3 separate regions of the Homo sapiens genome follow, and regions 2 and 3 are each linked to region 1. A link is an interaction called in ENCODE POLR2A ChIA-PET data of the cell type or tissue named here. Cell type or tissue: PC-9. All regions are shown on one strand. Region 1 has its middle 46 kb from the start of DEFB108B. Region 2 overlaps NUMA1 (nuclear mitotic apparatus protein 1). Region 3 has its middle 23 kb from the start of CLPB.

Region 1 (2,500 bases):
CAGAAATGATCTCTGAGTGCTAAATATTTTATGTCAATGGAATAACCCAAATGATTAAGCAACACCCATAAAATGGGGCAGACCCAGGGAGGAATATATATCCAAACTGACTCATCCCAGTGAGCTCACCGCACATGAATTACAAATGGGGCCAGGTGCATTAAGCCCCTCTACTGGCAGAAGGGAGGCTGCTGCCTGCCATGGGCCTGTGCTGAGAATGGCAGGTCTCCAGGGAGAGGAGAGGCCACCCCCTTCTCTGTCTCTTCCATCACAGGTGTGAAAGCCTCAGCGCATGAGCTAATTCTGTGCAGTGCTCGACATACAGATGAGAACACTGAGGCACGAGGGACAGCCTGTGACCTGGTCACCGCGCTCAGTAGGACGTGGTTACCCGCGGTCCTGAGGGCGCTGACTTTTTAGAATGGGCGAGGGCAGCTGTGTCCCAGTGACCAGAAGGATTACTGTCTTTAAAAAGTCGTGAAAATGATCGTGAACTGTACCCCACAACGAGTGCGCGTGTGCCTCCCAAGACGGTGGAGAGGCCCCCAGCTTACGCCGCCAGCCCGCGGGGCAAGAAGGGTGCGAGCGACTCTGGCCAGGCCCCAGGGACGGGGACCGGGTCGCGCGGACCTGACCGGCGAGAGCCCAGGCACTCACGTGGCGGGAGCGCCGGGGGCTTCAGCACGGAGACCCATCCCGTCTGCCCCTGGACTCCCGCGAGCCCCGCGGACCTCTCCGCTAGCCCCGCCGCCCACCTGCCAGCGGAAGGAGCGCAGGGCGCGCGCTGCCAGGAAGCGGCGCTTGAAACTCTGCAGCAAGAGTTCGCTCCCCGCGTTCTCCTCGGGCGCCATGACGGGGGCGGGGCCTCAGCCTTGCCGGGAGACCGGGCGGAAGCCGGGCCTGGACTGAAGAGGGGGCGGGCCCAGGGCAGTGCACCGGGGCAGAGAGGGGGCGGGGCCTGGAGGTAGAGTCGTGGGGGTGGCTCTAGGGCGGGGCCAGGATGAGAGTTATGAGGCCGGGGCTTGGGGTGGGGCTAGGATGAGCATTATGAGGGCGAGGCCTGGGGTAGGGCCAGGATAAGTGTCGTTGGGGCAGGTCCTCGGGAGAGTTCAGGTTGGTGGGTCCTGGGGCGGGGCCAGGACAGGGCGATCCTGGAAGTGGGGCTTCGGAAGCGTCCAGGTTGGAGGCGTCCTGGAGGCGGGGCCTTGCATGGGGGCAGGATAAGATTCCCGGAGGCGGGCGTTAGGGTGGGGATAAACAATGATTGGGTTCAGGAGGCGAGACTCGGAGCAGAGTCCAGGAGACAGGTCTTGGGGCGGGGCTAAGACCAGACCAGGAGAAGCGCTCAGGAGGCGGGGCCAGGGCGGGGCGTTGGCTATGTCGTAGCACGTGGCCAGGCGCTGCTCGGACTCTGGGAGGCGGAGCTTAGGACGGGCCGACGTGGGGAGGGGCCCAGGGTCCGGGAGGCGGGGCCGAGTCCGGGCTGCGGGCTGCGCTCAGGAGGCGGGCCCTGGGAGGCGGAGCTTAGGGAGGGGCCGGTGTCGGGAGGGACCAAGAGACTGGGAGGCGGGTCGGGGCTGGGCTCAGGGGCGGAGAGGGAGCTGGGCTTGGGGCTGGGCCGAGACGGAGCGAGGGGTCCAAGGTGTGAGAAACGGGGAGGGGTTTGAGGAGGGGATTGGAGTGTGGCTCAAGTTCGGGAGGCGTTACCTGCGGAGGGTTTGAGGCAGGCCCAGGAGCGAGTCCACGGTCTGCCGACTCGGGGCCATGGTCGGGCCCCAGGATCCGGAGCTTCGGGCGGGGCCGAGTCCGGGTTTGGGGCCCAGGAGGCGGGGCCGTTAGGGCTAGGGTCCCCGGGATCGTCGGGTCAGGCCTTGGGCCAACGTAGGCACTCTCACAGTTCCTCCGCCTTCAGGAAGGTCTTTTTGGCAGGGGCCTTATGGGTGCGCGCTTCGGTCCTGGAGGCCTTATCCTAGCCTCCTCTCCATCAGCGCCACCCGTCTGGGGCCCGATAGGAGGGAGCTTTCCCTCTGTCCCCTAGCCTTTGGACTGTCACCAAACAAGCCATTCGTTCACCAAATACTTATTAAGCGTCTACCATGTGTCTGGCAAGGGATATGTAACAGTGAGAAAAACTAGGTGTGGTCCAGGCCCTCCAGGGGCTCAGGGGCTCGTGGAAGAAGTGGACATTGAAGTACTTATCACACAAATGAGTATAAAAGTACAATAGTGATATCTGCCACGAAGGCGAGCAGACAGAGCTAGCGGGGCTTCCAGGAGGAGTTTTGATCTTGCAGGGACAGGAAGGAGGAGTTAGCTCCTGGGGGGCGGGATTGGGGGTGGTGGTGATATAGACGTGGGGTCAGAGTGGAAAACAACAAAAATATAATTATTTTAGTTCAAAGTTATTGTGTCTTGAGTTGAAAGGCAGGGCAGTTAGCAACACAGTTCAGATTTCAGTACTGCCCCTGAAATCTGAACTGTGTTCAAAGTCTAAAACGTT
Region 2 (2,500 bases), 220 kb before region 1:
TGTCACCAGTGTTGAATATTACAGTGCAGTTTAATAACATTCTTAATGCTTTCAACTGTGTCACCTTCTTTGGTTTAATACTTGCTTTTTGCAGTTCTAGGCTTCACAGCCTTCAGTCAGGGGCAAAGGAATTGGGCACCAGTGGCATTGGGACTCACTAAAGCCCTGGTGGCTCCTAGGAGTTGTTGGGAGCTCAGAGCTTCATTTCTCCTGCTCACCTTCATACCATGGTGCCACAGCATGTCTTGATTGCAATAAACAAATGTTTATTCTACTCCTTGTGGGGCCTGTCCTATGTTAGGAGAGGCAAAGGGGGGATGCTTCTATCTACAGCAAAGCACTTGTTGGCCTTGCAGATGGACAGAGAATCAGGCCCTGCTCTTAAGGAGTTATGGTCTGGACAGGAGGCAGTGTGGGCATCATAAATAAGCCCCCATGGGCTTTTGGAGTTAGGTGGACCAAATCTTACTCTGCCATTTAGTCACTGTTACTCTGGTCAATTTGCTTAAATCTCTGAACTCAGTTTCCTCCTCTGAAAAGAGGGTGAAGTGACTTCTCAGAGTGGCTTTGAGGAGAAACAAGTTCCCCTGTCCTAAGAGAGCTCACATGCCAAGTGCCTTAGAGTAAGGCTCTGCACCTGGGTGTTCCCTGAGGATTGGTTCCCTTCCTCCTACGGGAGATTGTGCATGCAAAGAGGGTGTGACACTTTGTGTCTGGTCTCAAAGAAGGCAAAGATAGGGCAGGAGCTGGTCAGGGAAAGGCCACTACGGATGTGGACTGAAGGGCATGTGGGCTTCAGGTTTAGTAGACTGTAGTCGGGCAGAGAGTATTTGGGGTGGTGTGGTTTTCTTCCGCTTCCTAAGAAAGTGCAGGAGTCTGAAGCACCTGTGGAGCCCCAGTGGCTGGTGCAGATAAGCGGACTTGGGTAGAGCGGCCAGACCAGCTTTCCTGAGTGGCCTTTCTTCTCAGGCTGTCCAGGCTCAGGGAGGCGAGAGCCAGCAGGAGGCCCAGCGCCTCCAGGCCCAGCTGAATGAACTGCAAGCCCAGTTGAGCCAGAAGGAGCAGGCAGCTGAGCACTATAAGCTGCAGGTAAGGAGCCCAGCCCCAGCCCATGCCACCTTCCTCCTGCCCTTCAACCTCTACCCCACCCACCCACCCTCTCTGCCCACAGATGGAGAAAGCCAAAACACATTATGATGCCAAGAAGCAGCAGAACCAAGAGCTGCAGGAGCAGCTGCGGAGCCTGGAGCAGCTGCAGAAGGAAAACAAAGAGCTGCGAGCTGAAGCTGAACGGCTGGGCCATGAGCTACAGCAGGCTGGGCTGAAGACCAAGGAGGCTGAACAGACCTGCCGCCACCTTACTGCCCAGGTGCGCAGCCTGGAGGCACAGGTAAGAATTTGGCTGGCAGACTCACCTCACTCCTATTCCACTGGACCCCTGTGCCCTCTCCTCCTAGGCCACTGCTGCCTTAGGCTTTTCTTCACTCTCCCCCTGGCCCTCTCCTTCTCAGGTTGCCCATGCAGACCAGCAGCTTCGAGACCTGGGCAAATTCCAGGTGGCAACTGATGCTTTAAAGAGCCGTGAGCCCCAGGCTAAGCCCCAGCTGGACTTGAGTATTGACAGCCTGGATCTGAGCTGCGAGGAGGGGACCCCACTCAGTATCACCAGGTCAGGAGGCAGCCTTCCTCCCTATGTCTGTTTATGGAGTGCCTGCTGTTTATCAGGCTGTATCCTAGTGAGATAAATAAGATGTGATCTAAATTTATTCTTAGAGAAGAATAACGAAAAACGGGTATTATACCAGATATCTATTTAGGGCACAGTTGGAATAAAAAGCAAGTGGTCAAGAAAGGCTTCGTGGAAGCTATCGCTCCTGCTGAGTCTTGAAAGCATCCATAGGTGTGTGTGCCAGGTTGACGAGAAGAGCAGTGTGAACAGAGGCTGTGAAAGAGCCTGACTAAGCTGAGATGTGAGGCCAGGAAGGCCCATTGGAGACCGACTATTAAGACTTGATCCTAAAGGCATTGAGGAAACCTTGGTGGCTGTAATTGAAAGGTTTAGGAGAAAAAAAAAGGAACCTTGGAAGAATTTGAAACTGAAGAGTACATGGTTAATTTGCATCTTAAAAAGATTATTCTAATAGCTAGTATAGAAGTTAAGACTGGAAAAATGTTTTTATTAAACACTTACATTTACTTATTTTGTGCTAGACATAAAGCACTCATGACAATTATACCTGATTTGTCCCCCAACAACCCTCTGAGGTAGGTTTATTCTGTCTCCTTTAACAGATGAATCTGGGGCATAGAGGGGCAGTCACTTGCCCAAGGTTCCCCAGTGGTAGAGCTGGGGTTTGACCCTGGGCAGCCTGGCCTGAGTTCTTGGCTTGTCACCACTCATCTTCCTCTGTCAGTGCCATGATGAGTCTAGGTGAGAGGAGATGAAGCAGACCAGGGAAAGGACATGAGCATGGAGTGGGGTGTGGTTAGGAGCTGTTCA
Region 3 (2,500 bases), 670 kb before region 1:
CTTTTTCTTTCCTTCCTTCCTTCCTTCTCTTCCTTCCCCACTCTCACTTTCTTCTCTTCCTTCCCTCCCTCCCTCCCTTCCTTCCCTCTCCCTTCTTTCCTTCCTTCTTTTCTTTCCCTTCCTTCCCTTCTTTCTTTCTTTCTCTTTCTTTCCCTTCTTCCCATCTTCCTTCCTTCCTTTATTTCCTTCCCTCTCTCTCTCTTCCTCCATCCCTCCCTCCCTTCTTTCCTTCTTTCTTTCTCCTTCCTTTCTTTCCCTCCTTCCTCCCTCTCCCTCACTTTCTTTCTTTCCTTCCTTCCCTCTCTCTCTCTCCCTCCTTCCCTCCCTCCCTCTTTCCTTCCTTCCTTTTTCTTTCTCTTTCTTTCTTTCTTTCTTTTTCCCTTCCTTCCTTCCTTCCTTCCTTCCTTCCTTCCTTCCTTCCTTCCTATCTTCCTTCCTTCCTTCTTCCTTCCTTCCTTCCTTCCTCTATCTCTATATCTTTCTTAGATGGGGTCTCACTCTATTACCCAGGCTGGAGTGCAGTGATATGATCATAGTTCACTGTGACCTCAAATTCATAGGGTCAAATGATCCTCTGACCTCAGCCTGCTGAGTAGCCAGGACTACAGGCACGCACCAGCATGCCTGGCTAATTTTTAAAAAATTTTTTAGAGACAGGGGTCCCCCTATGTTTCCCAGGCTGGGAGCTCTTTCATTCTCCATTATGAAATGGCAACTCTTGCTATTCATGTGACTCAGGGTCAACTACCCCTGCCAGTACAGAAATGCCATTCTTTGTCTGCTGATCCTCTGGCATGAGGAGCCCAAAGTGGCCAAACATGACCACAGTTTCCAGTTCCCAGGTGGAAGCACATATGAATAGGTCTTCTCAGGGCCTAAGGCTACAGGAAACATGAATTCCACAAGTGGGTCATTGAGAGAAATGGTGGTCAGGGGCAATGCTTCTGTCACCTTGTAGTCGACCAGGCCTGTGTATTCTAGCTATTAAGGCAGACAAAAAACCATCCCAGGCTGGGTGTGGTGGCTTATGCCTGTAATCCCAGCACTTCGGGAGGCTGAGGTGGGCGGATCACCTGAGGTCAGGAGTTTGAGACCAACCTGGCCAACATTGCAAAACCCCGTCTCTACTGAAAATACAAAAATTAGCTGGGCGTGGTGGTGGTCCCTGTAATCCCAGCTACTAGGGAGGCTGAGGCAGGAGAATCACTTAATCCTGGGAGGCAGAGGTTGCAGTGAGCCGAGATCGTGCCATTGCACTCCAGCCTGGGCAACAAGAATGAAACTCCGTCTCAAAAAAAAAAAAAAAAAAAAAAACCTCAGAAAATTGCGATGCTTAATACCACCACCAGTGCTTGAAAGATGCAAGGTAGTTATTCCTTCCACAATCCTATTTAATTTGTCCTTTTGGCAGATGCAGAATCTTGATGGATCCTGGAACATGACTATGGATTATTGTAAATGTAATCAGGTAGGGAATCCAATTAGAGCTGCAACCTGGATGTGGTATCTTTAACAGAGCAAATCAATATAGCCTCTGGCATCTGGAAAGTGTTTTCTTTTCCATTCAAAAGCAAACTGCCTTTGTGTGGCATGACAGCTGTATTCCTTCACTGTTTTTCCTCAGGACTGTGTCAACCTTCTTTACTTTGGTATATTATAGCCAGAAGGGGCCTTGATTACCTTGATAACCCACAGAACATTATGCTATTCCATTACATTGATGACATTATGCTAATTGGACCTGGTGAGAAAGAAGTATCAAGCATCCCACATACTCTAGTGGAACACATGCGTTTCAAAAGCTGGCCAATAAACCCTGTGAAAATTCAGGGACCTGACACATAGGGAAGTTTCTAGGGGTCCAAGGCCTGCGGCATGTTGACAGTAGCTTTAAAATGACAGACAGTTTGCTTCACCATACATTGTCCACTATGAATAAAGAGGCACAATGCTTGGTAGGCCTGTTTGGATTTTGGAGGCAACATATTCTACATTTGAACTTGTAGCTCCAGTCCATTCACCAAGGAATCTATAAGGTTTACAGTTTTGTTGTTTTTGTTTTGTTTTTTTTAGACAGAGTTTCTCTAACTCCGTCACCCAGGCTGGAGTGCAGTGCAGTGGCATGATCTCAGCTCACTGCAACTTCTGTCTCCCAGGTTCAAGCAATTCTTGTGCCTCAGCCTCTCGAGTAGCTGGGATTACAGGTGTGTGCCACCATGCCTGGCTAATTTTTGTATTTTTAGTACAGATGGGGTTTCACTATGTTGGCCAGCCTGGTTTTGAACTCCTGACCTCAAGAGATCCCCCTACCTTGACTTCCCAAAGTGCTGGGATTACAGGCATGAGCCACCACGCCCATCCAGGTTTACAGTCTTGTGTAGGACCCAAAGCAAGAAAAATACCTGTAGCAGGTCTCAGTTATTCAAGCTGCCCTGCCGCTTGGGTCTTGAGACTCAGCAAACCCCATGGTGTGGGAAGTGTCTGTAGAAGAAAGAGAAAT

What was found. ChIA-PET counts read pairs that join two places held together with the same protein. Peaks named below come from ENCODE experiments on the same cell type or tissue, not always from the same donor. Only the 100,000 strongest peaks of a DNase experiment are listed, where the experiment ranks them.
Region 2: POLR2A ChIA-PET joins it to region 1 with 24 read pairs; 3 of 35 experiments call an interaction of 5 or more read pairs at or near these places.
Region 3: POLR2A ChIA-PET joins it to region 1 with 12 read pairs; 3 of 35 experiments call an interaction of 5 or more read pairs at or near these places.

What each region holds. Positions count from the first base shown.
Region 1 is chr11:71,785,888-71,788,387 of GRCh38, reverse strand. It overlaps the pseudogene FAM86C1P. Among named protein-coding and RNA genes, the nearest start is that of DEFB108B, 46 kb to the left of the region's middle. RefSeq lists a silencer at 1,287-1,596. In PC-9, no CTCF peak of the experiment used is centred here; DNase peaks (open chromatin) are centred at 127, 1,217 and 1,607; H3K4me3 peaks cover 2,033 bases; H3K27ac peaks cover 1,407 bases.
Region 2 is chr11:72,007,857-72,010,356 of GRCh38, reverse strand. It overlaps NUMA1 (nuclear mitotic apparatus protein 1), which reads left to right. Exons shown (of 27, transcript NM_006185.4): 18 at 970-1,089; 19 at 1,172-1,390; 20 at 1,512-1,669. It also overlaps a transcript of IL18BP not described here. Among named protein-coding and RNA genes, the nearest start is that of NUMA1-AS1, 5.2 kb to the left of the region's middle. In PC-9, no CTCF peak of the experiment used is centred here; no DNase peak of the experiment used is centred here.
Region 3 is chr11:72,455,905-72,458,404 of GRCh38, reverse strand. No RefSeq gene overlaps it. Among named protein-coding and RNA genes, the nearest start is that of CLPB, 23 kb to the right of the region's middle. In PC-9, no CTCF peak of the experiment used is centred here; no DNase peak of the experiment used is centred here; H3K27me3 peaks cover 364 bases.